Linked DNA regions of Homo sapiens: region 2 is linked to region 1. A link is a contact called in ENCODE POLR2A ChIA-PET data. All regions are on one chromosome and are shown on one strand. The core of a region is the stretch at or near the end of the contact, and the rest is flanking DNA. Distances in the headings are between cores, read along the strand shown.

Region 1 (7,261 bases), core at 1,692-4,191:
CATCTTGAAGTTACAGTGACAACAGTTTCTATGTATTGAGTACCTAGTATGTGCCAGTTATGTACTCTATTAGGTGCTTAATTATGTGAATTTATTTAATGATTGGAAGGTTTATGAAGTAGAATGGAAGAGGCCAAAAGGGTATTGCAGTTACTATCAAGCTATTTTGACAGTAACCTGGGATAATATCATATCCCAGTATATATACATGTGTGTATATTCCTGAAGCAAAATTTCACAGTTTATTTCACAACATTTATTCTTACCACACAAGTTGTACCCTGATATTTTCTATTCAGTCTCCTCCCTATTTAAGTGAATTTTGACCATAGACTGATCTCATAATCTACTAATGGGTTACAACTCGGTTTGAAAAATACTGACATAGAGCATAAATAATGACATAGAGCATAAATTTTGGAGTCAGAATTAGGTTTACATTCAGGTTGACAGCTTACTAGCTGCATGACCTTGAGCAAGTAAAGAATATCTTAAGAGTCTCTAAAACAGAATGCTATATGGTCTCTACCTCATGGGATTGAGAAGAGGGTCATGCATGAAAAAAACTATACTTCCTGCCTGCAGGAATCAATGAATGCTTAAAAAGAAATGATTGTAGGCTGGGTGCAGTGATTCATGCCTGTAATCCCAGCACTTTGGGAGGCCGAGGCGGATGGATCACCTGAGGCTGATCAGGAGTTTGAGACCAGCCTGGCCAACATGGTGAAACCTCATCTCTACTAAAAATACAAAAATTAGCTGGGCGTGGTGGTGGACGCCTGTAATCCCAGCTACTCAGTGGGCTGAGGCAGGAGAATTGCTTGAACCTGGGAGGCGGAGGTTGCAGCGAGTCGAGATCACGCCATTGCACTCCAGCCTAGGTGCCAAGAGTGAAACTCCATCTTGGGGGCGAAAAAAAAGATTGCATATAGAGATAGGAATATATAGATATTTATATATAACTAAAGAGTCCCCATTTTTAGTAGAAGGATGCTACAGTTAACAGATATCATTGGGTATCAGATTTTTGCATATCAGATCTCCTTTCTAGTATTTCAGTGATGGGATTGAGGTTAGGGACGGCTGGCAATCATGATAGTGAAGTGGCATTGTTCATCATCAGCAATCCTCTATCCTTTATGTTTAAGGTGCCTCCCTTCTGTCCAGATTTAGCCTGCATCCCTTTTCTTCGTGTTGGTGCCTTTTGTGACATTCTCTTTCATCACTTTTTCTATTCTAGAAAAGACCCACAACTTGGGCTCAACTATAAAGTAGGACTTTTGATGTTTCTTTTTTTTCATTGATGACCAAGGTTTGCCTAGATTTCCTTTGGACCTATCTATGGTTTTGGAATTAAATCTCTAGGTAACTAAATGACTTTTCCTTAAATGTGCGGAAGTCCTCACTGCATGGTTTCTTGTAGGGGCAACTTGGTAGTACCCAGAGCCAAGGACTTGTACCCTGTGTAATGTTTGTGCTGAAGGAGATGCTTCCCAGCTACCATAAGTGGCGCTACAACTCTCATGGAGTGAGGGAACAGATTGGTAAGGACAGCATGGGCAGGGAAGACCTGGGGATTTCTGGCCCCACTGGAGAGCTTTTTTCTTTCCCTTTCTTGAGATAAGGGGTCATTTCACAAGGCCACATCATTCCTCTGTCTTTTCTGGAGTCCAGGTTGCCTGATCTTGGAGCTGATTCATGCGATACTGAACCTGTGCCACGAGACAGACCTGCACAGCAGGTAATGAAGGGTTGATTACTAGAGCTTGGTGCTCGCCAAGGCAAGACACGGGCTTTTGCTGTGCAAAGCCGTCTCAGTTCTTCCAGAGAATTTACCTTGCTTGAGCCCAGAACTCAGTAATCTTGAGGTTGTTAGTTGCTTTCCATTGGCCTGTTTATCATTTCTCACTGTGGACAGAGAAGTAGGAATGAGAGAGAGAGAGAGAGAGAGAGAGTGTGTGTGTGTGTGTGTGTGTGTGTGTGTGTGTGTGTGTGTGTATGTGTATACATACACTAATATATTAATCATTCTTTATGATCGTTACAAAAGTTCATTCCTGACGAGACACTCTTCATATATATCTGCATCCCAGGGCCAGTTACTATGTATTCTTGGTTTTTTCCTCTTTCTGTATTGACTGTAACTTTCTTTCCATGCTACTGCTTATAGATGTCTTATTTTAATGGTTCTATGCATTCCATCATATGGATTAATTATGATCCTTTTCAGTAGCTGTATCTGTTACTTGATGGACATTTAGATTGCTTCTCAGGGTGATCTTTAGGTGATCAAGTCTGTTTCAGGAAAGTGATCAGAGTGCCTTCAGCTTGCAGAGAGCTGGTCTCCAGTGTCCAGTAGGTTAGGTTAGCCACCCTAGCCTAATTGGACAATGCCCTTCCTTCCAAGATACACTGAGTGGCTCCCTGGTAACTCAGAATACCTCTGTCTTCCAGTCATACTCCCAGCCTGCAGTTTCTCTGCATCTGCAGCCTGGCATACACAGAAGCAGGACAGACAGTTATCAATATCATGGGCATTGGCGTGGACACCATTGACATGGTGATGGCTGCTCAGCCTCGAAGGTAGGGCTCCTTCTCCACGTTCCCTTTGTCTGTCTTTATTGTGCCTGCATGTTACTAATAACTCCAGTTTAAGTTAACTTGCAGTAGCTTTTAGAAGACGACATTGTTCTTCCTAGGACATAGCCTTTACATACCCTAGTGGCTGCTGTATAGATTGGCGTATAGCAAAGGGAGTTGATTACTCCTCCTCTCTCCTAGTTTGGACTGGGGCCTCTAACAGAAGCTGTTGAACTCTGGGATTATTGTTGGAATCTAATTCATGAGAGCACATATATTGCGAATGAAGTCATACTGTCTGAATCATCTTTGGTTTCCATTTGGCACCCTAGTGATGGGGCAGAGGGCCAGGGGCAGGGCCAGCTGCTGATCAAGACAGTGAAACTGGCATTCTCCGTCACCAACAATGTTATTCGGCTGAAACCTCCTTCTAATGTGGTGTCCCCCCTGGAACAGGCTCTCTCACAACATGGTATGTATTTCTCTTCCAGTCACAACATGGTATGTATTTCTCTTCCAGTCATTTTTGCTCATAAATACGTATCTTAGGCAGTGTTTTTGGATGTCAACAGTATTTTCTGCTTCTTGAGGAAGTTTGGGAATGATTACCAGCTCCTTTCCTGAAATTGGAAACAAAAGGACTAGATGGTACTTTATTTCTGCCTCCTATTGATGATAGAATAATAGTTAAGAATGCAGATTTGAAGTCAGACTGCCTTGGTTCAAATTTTGTATCCAATCAACTGTGTGACCTTGGGTACGTTATTAAACAACTCTGCCTCTGATTTCTCATCTGTAAAATGGGGATAATGGTACAGGTTGAGTATCCCTTATCTGAAATGCTTGGGACCAGAAGTGTTTTGGGTTTCAGATTTTTTTTTCATATTTTGGAATAGTTGCAGTATACTTACCAGTTTAGCATAAATCCAAAATGTTCCAGTGAGCATTTCCTTTGAGCTATAGTTAGAGATTTTGACACATTCCAGATTTTTTTTAATTTTTTAATTTTTTTTTTTTTTTTTTTTTTTTTTTGAGACAGTCTAGCTCTGTTGCCCAGGCTGGAGTGCAGTGGCGCAATCTCGGCTTACTGCAGCATCTGCCTCCTGGGTTTAAGCAATCCTCCTGCCTCAGCTTCCCGAGTAGCTGGGATTACAGGCATCTGTCCCACGCCCGGCTAATTTTTGTTTTGTTTTGTTTTATTTTGTTGTTTTGTTCTGTTTGGTAGAGACGAGCTTTCGCTATGTTGGCCAGGCTGGTCTCGAACTCCTGACCTCAGGTGACTTGCCCTCTTTGGCCTCCCAAAGTGCTGGGATTACAGGCATGAGCCACCGTGCTCTAATTTGAGGTTTTCAGATTATGGATGCCTGTAGTATCTTCCTAATAAGATTATAATAAAGGGCTGGGCATGGTGGCTCACGTCTGTAATCCCAGCACTTTGGGACGGTGAGGCTGGGGAGGATACTTTGAGTCCAGGAGTTCGAGACCAGCTTGGGCAAAATAAGGAGACCTCCATCTATACCAAAACAAACAAAAAAAAGTAGCTGGGCCTGGTGGCATATGCCTGTGGTCCCAGCTACTCAGGAGGCTGAGGTTGGGGGATTGTTTGAAGCTTGGCAGGTCAAAGCTGCAGTGAGCCATGATTTTGCCACTGCACTCCAGCTTGGACAACATAGTGAAACCCTCTCTCAAAAAGAAAAAAAGATAGGCTGGGTGCAGTGGCTCACGCTTTTAATCCCAGCACTTTGGGAGGCCGAGGTGGGCGGATCACGAGGTCAGGAGTTTGAGACCAGCCTGGCCAACACAGTGAAACCCCATCTCTACTAAAAATACAAAAGTTAGCTGGGTATGGTGGTGGGTGCCTGTAATCCTAGCACTTTGGGAGGCCGAGGTGGGTGGATCACTTGAGGTCGGGTTCAAGACCAGCCTGGCCAACATGGTGAAACCCTGTCTCTATTAAAAATTTTAAAAATTAGCTGGACGTGGTGGTGCACGCCAGTAATCCCAGCTACTCAGGAGGCTGAGGCAGGAGAATTGCTTGAACCTGGGAGGTGGAGGTGCAGTGAGTCGAGATCGTGCCACTGCACTTCAGCCTGGGTGACTGAGTGAGACTCTGTCTCAAAAAAAATTAATAAATAAATAAAAATTAATAAAATAAGCACCTATTTTATTCAAAATGTATCTTTGCTGTCGATGAGTTGGGTTGAACTGTTTATCCCCAAATTCTGACTATTCTTTTGCTCCTCAATCAAGAGAAGGATACAGCCACCTAGGTTTGCTGTGGCCCTCCAAGTACTTGAGGGTAAATTCCTTCACATACACACTGTGGGTCTTTTTTGAACAGTCAGTGCTCTAAGGACTTGAATTAGGCACACTTGATATCTAAACTGTTTCCTGTGCTGCTTTAGGTGCTCATGGAAACAACCTCATTGCTGTTCTAGCCAAATACATCTACCACAAACATGACCCTGCTTTGCCACGTCTTGCCATTCAGCTGCTGAAACGTCTGGCCACGGTAGGATCGTACTTCATGCACACACACTGTTTATATGAGGGTGTTTTTTTCCCCCTGATTACAAAAGACATGCTCAGGCCACGTGCAGCGGCTTAACGCCTGTATATAATTCCAGCACTTTGGGAGGCCAAGGTGGGAGGATCATTTGAGCCCAGGAGTTCAAGACCAGCCTGGGCCACATAGTGAGACCCCATCTCTAATATAGAAAAAAGGAGAAAAGGCTGCGTGCGGTGGCTCATGCCTGTAATTCCAGCACTTTGGGAGGCTGAGGTGGGTAGATCACAAGGTCAGGAGTTCAAGACCAACCTGGCCAAGATGGTGAAACCCTATCTCTCCTAAAAATACAAAAATTAGGGGGCCGGGCATGGTGGCTCACGCCTGTAATCCCAGCACTTTGGGAGGCCGAGGCGGGTGTATCACAGAGTCAGGAGATCAAGACCATCCTGGCTAATACGGTGAAACCCCTTCTCTACTGAAAAATACAAAAAATTAGCCAGGCATTATGGCAGGCGCCTGTAGTCCCAGCTAATTGGGAGGCTGAGGCAGGAGAATGGCATGCACTAGGGAGGCGGAACTTGCAGTGAGCTGAGATCGCGCCACTGCACTCCAGCCTGGGTGACAGAGCAAGACTCCATCTCAAAAATTAGCCAGGCGTGGTGGCAGGTGCCTGTGATCCCAGCTACTTGGGAGCCTGAGGCAGAGAGTTGCTTGAACCCGGGAGGCAGAAGTTGCGGTGAGCTGTGATCACGCCACTGCACTCCAGCCTGGGCGACAGAGCGAGACTCCGTCTCAAGATAAAAGGAGAAAAAAGACATGCTTATTGTAAAATATTTATTTAAATGTTACAAATAGATGTAACAGAAAGTTAAGATGCCCTATGATCTCCTTATTCCAAGAATCCCTATGGGCAGGGGGATATGCCATGCTCCAGATTTCTTTTTTTTTTTTTTTTTTTTGAAATAGGGTCTGGCTATGTCTCCAAGGCTGTGCTCCACATTTCTTATCTGTGTTCTTGTATTTTAAAAAGTATCGGCTGGGCGCTGTGGCTCACACCTGTAATCCCAGTACTTTGGGAGGCTGAAGCAGGTGGATCATGAGGTCAGGGGTTCAAGACCAGCGTGGCCAAGATGGTGAAACCCCACCTCTACTAAAAATACCAAAATTAGCTGGGTGGCAGGTGCCTGTAATCCCAGCTACTCAGGAGGCTGAGGCAGGAGAATCGCTTGAAACTGGGCAACAGAGGTTGCAGTGAGCTGAGATCACATCACTGCACTCCAGCCTGGGCGACAGAGTGAGACACCGCCTCAAAAAATAAAATAATAAAGGTATTTAGGGCTGGGCGTGGTGGCTCATGCCTGTAATCCCAGGACTCTGGGAGGCCCAGGTGGGTGGCTTGCCTGAGCTCAGGAGTTTGAAACCATCCTGGGCAACACGGTGAAACCCCATCTCTACTAAAATACAAAAAAATTAGCCGGGTGTGGCTGCGTGTGCCTGTAGTCCCAGGTACTCAGTAGGCTGAGGCAGGAGAATTGCTTGAACCCGGGAGGTGGAGGTTGCAGTGAGCCGAGTTCACACCACTGTGCTCCAGCCTGGGCGACAGAGTCAAAAAAAAAAAAAAAAGTATTTGAGTGTGTACTTTTGTTCTTGATAAAAGCAGAATTCCTGGTACTGTTTTTCTTTCTTTTTTTTTTTTTTTTTTGAGACGGAGTCTCGCTCTGTTGCCTAGGCTGGAGTGCAGTGGCGCGATCTCGGCTCACTGCAAGCTCCGCCTCCTGGGTTCAGCCATTCTCCTGCCTTAGCCTCCCGAGTAGCTGGGACTACAGGCGCCTGCCACTGCACCCGGCTAATTTTTTGTATTTTTTTTAGTAGAGACGGGGTTTCACCGTGGTCTCGATTTCCTGACCTCGTGATCTGCCCGCTTGGCCTCCCAAAGTGCTGGGATTACAGGCATGAGCCACCGCGCCCAGCCCTTCCTGGTACTGTTTTTGTTTTGAGACAGTCCCACTCCATCACCCAGGCTGGAGTGCTGTGGCATGATCTCACTGCAGCCTCCACTCCCAGGTTCATGCGATTCTCCTGTCTAAGCCTCCCAGGTTGCTGGGATTACAGGCGCCCACTACAACACCCAGCTGATTTTTTTGTATTTTTAGTAGGGACGAAGTTTTGCCA
Region 2 (7,261 bases), core at 3,108-5,607, 60 kb before region 1:
ACGTCTGTAATCCCAATCCACTTTGTGATGCCAAGGTGGGAGGATCGCTTGTGCACAGGAGTTCAAGACCAGCTTGGGCAATATAGCAAGACTCCTTCTCTAAAAAAAAATAAAACTGGCCAGGCGCGGTGGCTCACCTCTGTAATCCCAGCACTTTGGGAGGCCAAGGCAGGCGGATCACCTGAGGTCAGGAGTTGGAGACTAGCCTGGCCAACATGGCGGAACCCTGTCTCTACTAAAAATACAAAAATTTAGCTGGGCGTGGTGGCGCACACCTGTAATCCTAGCTACTCAGAAGGCTGAGGCTGGAGAATCACTTGAACCCCGAAGGCAGAGTTTGCAGTGAGCTGAGATCATGCCACTGCACTCCAGCCTGGTCAACAGAACAAGACTGCGTCTCAAAAATAAAATAAACAGGCCGGGCGCAGTGGCTCATGCCTGTAATCCTAGCACTTTGGGAGGCCGAAGTGGGCGGATCACAAGGTCAGGAGATCAAGACCATCCTGGCTAACATGGTGAAACCCCGTCTCTACTAAAAAACACAAAAAAATTAGCTGGGCATGGTGGCGGGCGCCTGTAGTCCAAGCTACTCGGGAGGCTGAGGCAGGAGAATGGTGTGAACCCGGGAGGCGGAGCTTGCAGTGAGCTGAGATCGCGCCACTGCGCTCCAACCTGGGCAACAGAGTGAGACTCTGTCTCAGAATAAAGTAAAATAAAATAAAATAAACAATAAAATAAATAAAATTAGCCAGGCGTGGTGGTGTGCACCTGCAGTCCCAGCTACTCGGGAGACTGAGGCAGGAGGATTGATTGAGCCCAGAAGTTCAAGGCTGCAATGAGCTATGATCACATCACTACTCTCCAGCCTGGGTGACAGAGAGAGACCCTGTCTCTTAAAAAAAAAAAAAAAGAAGAAGGAAAGAAAAGAGAAAAGGGCTGGGTGCGGTGGCTCATGCCTGTAATCCCAGCATTTTGGGAGTCCGAAGTGAGTGGATCACCTGAGGTCAGGAGTTCGAGACCAGCCTGGCCAACATAGTGAAACCCCATCTCTACTAAAAATACAAAAATTAGCCAGGTGTGGTGGTGCATTCCTGTAATTCCAACTACTCGGGAGGCTGAGGCAGGAGAATCACTTAACCCTGAGAGGTAGAGGTTGCGATGAGCTGAGATCATGCCATTGCACTCCAGCCTGGGCAACAAGAGTGAGACTCCGTCTCAAAAAGAAAAAAAAGGAAAAAAAGAATTCCTAGCTGTATTTGTGTATTTACTGGATCAAGGGTATGTTGCACAGGTTGCTGTGGTTGGCCCAATTCCCAAGGAGGCAATTTTCAGCTTGATACTGATGTGATTAATTCCTAACATGCAGAGCTGAGGGGCCCATGGTGGGTGGTCATGAGTGGTGTGTGGAAGCCAGAACTGAGCATCCCATGGTGGCGGAAGGGGTGTCCTTAACCGGAAACTAGGCTCTTTGTGGGTGTGTGCAGTAAGTGACTTTCTTTTCTTTTTCTTTCTTTTTTTTTTTTTTGAGATGAAGTCTTGCTTGGTCTTCTAGGCTAGAGCGCAGTGGCGTGATCTCAGCTCACTGCAACTTCTGCTTGCTGAGTTCAAATGATTCTCCTGCCTCAGCCTCCCGAGTAGCTGGGATTACAGGTGCCCGCCACCGCACCTGGCTAATTTTTGTATTTTTAGTAGAGACAGGGTTTCACCTTGCTGGCCAGGCTAGTCTCCGACTCCTGACCTCAAGCAATCCACCCAGCTTGACTTCCCAAACTGTTGGGATTATAGGTGTGAGCCACCATGCCCAGCAGTAGGTGACTTTCAGTGTCCCTGTTGGGGCTAAAACTTGGTAACGCTCTGCAGGCAAATGTGCAGATATTCATTCCCTCCCTTTCTCTCTCAAGAGCCTCAGAATAAGAGGACCAGAGGCAAATCAGAAGAAGCCATCTACTTCCCCTCCCTGGCTGCCACTGCGCTCAGGATAGAATATAGCTCCCAGCCTGGCCCAGCCCCTGCCACCCTCCTGCCTCCTCTTCCACCCCTCCCCTCACTCTGCCCTATCCATTCCCAATTCCTTATGTTCCTCCCAAATTCAGGGGCTTCCCATATCCTGCTCCCTCTGTCTGGAATGCCCTTCCCTTATCCTGCTGGTCCCCTCTTGAAATGTCACTCCCTCAGCGCTGCTGCTCCCAGACCCTTCTCCTTCCCAGCCAGCTTACGCTAGCTGCTTCTGCCTTCAGCACTCACACTCATCCTCTCTCTCTGGCACGAAGTTTGTGACAGTAAATTTACCTGTGTGGTTAGTGTAATGCCGGTCTCTTTCACTAGACTGTAGACACCATGAGGGCAGGCATCATGGCTGGCTTGCTTATAGCCATACTTTTAGCTCCTAAAACCGTGTCTCAGACACAGTAGATGCTCAATCAATATTGGCTGAATACATGAATAAGGTTGTGTTTCCAGGTGACCCAAGCCTGGAGGGGAAGGGCAGGGACAACTTTCCCTTGCCGCTCCTTTTTCTTTTCTTTTTTTGAGACGGAGTTTCGCTTTTGTTGCCCAGGCTGGAATGCAATGGCATGATCTCGGCTCACTGCAACCTCCACCTCCTGGGTTCAAGCTATTCTCCTGCCTCCAAGCTATTCTCCTGCCTCAGCCTCCCGAGGAGCTGGGATTACACAGGCATGCGCCACCACACCTGGCCAAGTTTTTGTATTTTTAGTAGAGATGGGGTTTCACCATGTTGGTCAGGCTGGTCTGGAACTCCCGACCTTAAGTGATCCTCCCAAAGTGCTGGGATTACAGGCGTGAGCCACTGTGCCCAGCTTCCTTTTTCTTTTTCTTTCTTTTTTTTTTTTTTTTTTCGAGGTGGAGTCTCATCTGTTGCTCAGGCTGGAGTGCAGTGGTGAGATCTCGGCTCACTGCAACCTCCGCCTCCTGGGTTCAAGTGATTCTCCTGCCTCAGCCTCCCAAGTAGCTGGGACTACAGGCATGCACCACCATGCCCAGCTAACCATGCCCTGGCTGGTTTGAGACCAGCCAGGATGGTCTCAAACTCATGACCTCAAGTTATTGCCCGCCTCAGCCTCTCAAAGTGCTGGGATTAGAGGCATGAGCCACTGCACCCGGCCTCACTACTTGTTCTTCCATTCAAGCAGCCAATATTGATTGCTCTTTGCTGGGTGCCAGACTCCATGCCTGGGGTTGGGGACAGGGCAGCAAACAAGATACCTGGTCCCACCTTCACACAGCTGCAAGGTTGAGGGAAGGGTCAGACAGGAGCATTTGCAGACTGGGGAAGCCTGAGTCTCAAGCCTGCCTGCAGTTCCAACAGGATGGATTCCTGGTGCTGGAAGGATTCTTGTCTGCGGAAGAGTGTGTGGCCATGCAACAAAGGATTGGCGAGATAGTGGCTGAAATGGATGTTCCTCTCCACTGCCGCACAGAATTCTCCACCCAGGAAGAGGAGCAGCTTCGAGCCCAGGTAGGTGTCTGGGGCACATGAGGATGGGATGTGGCTTTTGAGGGAGGGCTTGGTCCCCGGCCAGAGCAGCATCGTGGAAGGGAGGATCCCAAGGCTCCAGGGTGTCAGGCCAAGCCCCTTACACACCTTTCCCTCGCTCCTCACTGGGAAGTTATCAAGTAGGCTTTATTGTCCTTTTTTTTTTTCTTTTTTCTTTTAAAACAGAATCTCACTCTGTTGCTCAGTCTGGAATTCAGTGGCGCGATCTCAGCTCACTGCAACCTCCGCCTCCCGGGTTCAAGTGATTCTCCTGCCTCAGCCTCCTGAGTAGCTGCACTTACAGGCATGCGCCACCAGGCCCGGCTAATTTTTGTATTTTTAGTAGAGACAGGGTTTCATCATGTTGGTCAGGCTGGTCTTGAACTCCTGATCTCCAGGTGATCCACCAGCCTCAGTCTCCCAAAGTGCTGAAATTACAGGCTATTATTATCCCCCCATTAGACAGTTGGGGAAAATTAGGTTCAGATCACTTGCCCCAAGCCACACAGTTAGTAGTGGACAGAGTCAGGATTTCAACCCAGATCTGTCTGATACCAAGTCCCTGCTGTTCCCAGCTTGGCTTTACTTTCTGTTTTCCGGCTGTTCTCTGGTCACCGAAGGCCACTTTGTGGCCAGCCACCTGGAATGAGCACAGTGGTCTGGATGACCCCCACCTGTGTAACTATCCCCCATGAGACTAGGAACTCAGATTTTCTCCCCCCAGTGACCGAATAGGTCACATGATAGGACCCAGTACAGTTTGCAATGGGTAAATTGAAGACTCTGGGGTCTCCCACACCGTTCTCTTGACCCTTCCTAGTCAGAGTTTATTATGAGCCTGCTTGCGCCTGGGCCAGGTGAGATCCTGGCACTCACGCCGAGGAGCACCTGCCATCTGGTGGGCATTAGCAGAAATACAACAGCCGGAAGCCATCCCAGGGAATGGGAAGAATGGGGTCTTGAGAAGGAAAAAGAACCAGTTAAGGAATGACAGTTTCTTCCAAAAAGCTGGTCTCATTTGCTGCACAGCTGCCTTCCATTCGGGGGGATACTGGGGGAAGCAGAGACAGCTCCTGCAGCCAGAGACAGGCAGGCCACTCAAGGGTTCCTAGGAGTAAGAAGGGCCGAATCCTGTGCCCTCCAAGCTGCCTTCAGAGACTAATGGGTTGTGGGGTGGGAAGAAAGTGAGAATAAAGCTGATATATTGGCCGGGCGCAGTGACTCACGCCTGTAATCCCAGCACTTTGGGAGGCCGAGGTGGGTGGATCATCTGAGGTCAGGAGTTTGAGACTAGCCTGGCCAACATGGTGAAACCCTGTTTCTACTAAAAATACAAAAATTAGCTGGGCCAGGTGATGCATACCTGTAATCCCAGCTACTTGGGAGGCTGAGACAGGAGAATCGCTTGAACCCAGGAAGTGGAGGTTGCAGTGGGCCAAGATCATGCCACTGCACTCCAGCCTGGGCAACAGAGCAAGAATCCTGTCTCAAAAAAAAACAAAAACAAAAACAAAAAACTGATATATCTTGGTTTATAATGCATGCAAAGAAAAGAGCTTGGCATGGTGCCCAGCACTCAGTAACATCCTCAATATTCACTCTTGATACTGTGAGAAAAAAAAAGATCAGTGGGCGTCCTGTTTCATTTTCTTGGGTTACCTCCAGCTTTCCTTGTTTGAGTTATTTTACAACACTGTAAGTTGGATAAAACTGATAATAATGCACATGATACTTGTCCAAGTAGGGGGTCAGTACCACTCTGTTCCAATCACGTTACCATGAACTGGGTCCTGGGGAATGCAATTATTGCCCTGTGGATAGAACAGTTGGGCAGCTGGGTGTGGTGGCTCATGCCTGTAATCCCAGCAGTTTGGGAGGCCAAGCAGGGAGGATCGCTTGAGCCCAGGAATTCGCAAACAGCCTGGTCAACAAAGTGAGACCTGTCTCTACAAAAAAATTTTTTTAAATTAGCTGGGCATGGTGGTATATGCCTGTGGTCCCAGCTACATGGGAGGCTGAGGCAGAAGGATCACTTGGGGCCAGGAGGTTGAGGCTGCAGTGAGCTATAATCATGCCACTGCACTCCAGTCTGGGTGGGTGATAAAGAAAGACCCTGTCTCAAAAAAACAAAACAAAACAAAAAACAGTTTGCATCTATCTCTAAATTCATTTCAAGGGCCAGGAGTGGTGGCTTATACCTGTAATCCCAGCACTTTGGGAGGCTGAAACAGGCAGATCGCTGGAGGTCAAGGGTTCAAGACTAGCCTAGGGAACATGGTGAAACCCGGTCTCTACCAAAAATACAAAAATTAGCTGGGCATGGTGGCAGGCGCCGGCGGTCCCAGCTACTTGGGTGGCTGAGGCAGGAGAATCGCCTGAACCCTGAAGGGAGAGTTTGCAGTGAGCTGAGATTGTGCCACTGCACTCCAGCCTGGGTGACAGAGCGAGATTCTATCTCAAAAAAAAAAAAATTCATTTCAGTTTCCTTAGTATCTACATACGTGTGTGTGTAATTCTTGGAATTCTCCTTTGAACCAGTTGTAACATCTTACTGGTTCCCTCATGAAATAACGAATTCAGTAAAATATTTGACATATGCTTAGCATCATTACCTTTAATATTTTTACCATCCAGGCATGGTGGCTCAAGCCTATAATCCTAGCACTTTGCAAGGCCAAGGCAGTGGACAAATCACTTGAGCTCAGGAGTTTGAGACCAGCCTGGGCAACATGGTGAAACCCTGTCTCTACAAAAAATACAAAAAAAAAAAAAATTAGTCGTGGCCGGGCATGGTGGCTCATACCCGTAATCCCAGCACTTTGGGAGGCCAAGGCAGGCAGATCATTTGAGCCCAGGAGTTCAACACCAGCCTGAGCAACATGGCAAAACCCCATCTCTACCAAAAATCCAAGAAAATTAGTTGAGAGTGGTGATGCACGTGTGTAATCCTGGCTACTTGGGAGGCTGAGACAGGAGGATAGCTTGAACCCAGGAGATGGAGGTTGCAGTGAGCCAAGATTGCGCCACTGGACTCCAGCCTGGGGGACAGAGTGAAACCCTGTCTCAAAAAAAAAAAAAAAATTAGGCATGGTGGTGTGAACTTGTAGTTCTAGCTACTTAGGAGGCTGAGGTGGAAGGATCACCTGAGCTCAGGAAGTCAAGGCTACAGTGAGCCGTGATCCCATTGCACCATTCACTCCAGCCTGGCCAACAAAATGAGACACTGTCTTTTTAAAAAAAAAAAAACAAACCCTGGCATGGTGGCTCATGCCTGTAATCCCAGCACTTTGGGAGGCTGAGGTGGGCAGATCACCTGAGGTCAGGAGTTCAAGACCAGCCTGACCAACATGGAGGTTGAGGTGAGCCAAGATCGCGCTAATGCACTCCAGCCTGGGCAAGAGTGAACCTCCGTCTCAAAAAAAAAAAGAAAAAAACAAACAAAAAAAGCACCTCGGCCGGGTGCAGTGGCTTACGCCTGTAACCCCAGCACTTTGGGAGGCCGAGGCGGGGGGATCACAAGGTCAGGAGATCGAGACCATCCTGGCTAACACAGTGAAACCCCATCTCTACTAAAAATACAAAAAATTAGCTGGGTGTGGTGGCGGGCACCTGTAGTCCCAGCTACTCGGGAGGCTGAGGCAGAAGAATGGCGTGAACCCGGGAGGCGGAGCTTGCAGTGAGCCGAGATTGGGTCACTGCACTCCAGCCTGGGCGACAGAGCGAGACTCTGTCTCAAAAAAAAAAAAAAAAAGGCACCTCAATTTC

What was found. ChIA-PET counts read pairs that join two places held with the same protein, here RNA polymerase II (POLR2A).
Region 2: POLR2A ChIA-PET joins it to region 1 with 14 read pairs in PC-3. The contact joins two enhancer-like sites. POLR2A ChIA-PET finds 5 or more read pairs at or near these places in 5 of 52 experiments (H1, HEK293T, OCI-LY7 and 2 more).

What each region holds. Positions count from the first base shown.
Region 1 is chr9:128,985,135-128,992,395 of GRCh38, forward strand. It overlaps NUP188 (nucleoporin 188), which reads left to right. Exons shown (of 44, transcript NM_015354.3): 21 at 1,424-1,544; 22 at 1,675-1,741; 23 at 2,455-2,583; 24 at 2,913-3,052; 25 at 4,986-5,092. Among named protein-coding and RNA genes, the nearest start is that of SH3GLB2, 40 kb to the right of the region's middle. Within about 2 kb of position 2,942, at least 6 of the 41 ENCODE cell types and tissues checked have a DNase peak (open chromatin) inside an H3K27ac peak, as active enhancers do.
Region 2 is chr9:128,923,719-128,930,979 of GRCh38, forward strand. PHYHD1 (phytanoyl-CoA dioxygenase domain containing 1) reads left to right here. Exons shown (of 13, transcript NM_001100876.2): 4 at 3,320-3,478. Among named protein-coding and RNA genes, the nearest start is that of PHYHD1, 6.4 kb to the left of the region's middle. Within about 2 kb of position 4,358, at least 5 of the 41 ENCODE cell types and tissues checked have a DNase peak (open chromatin) inside an H3K27ac peak, as active enhancers do.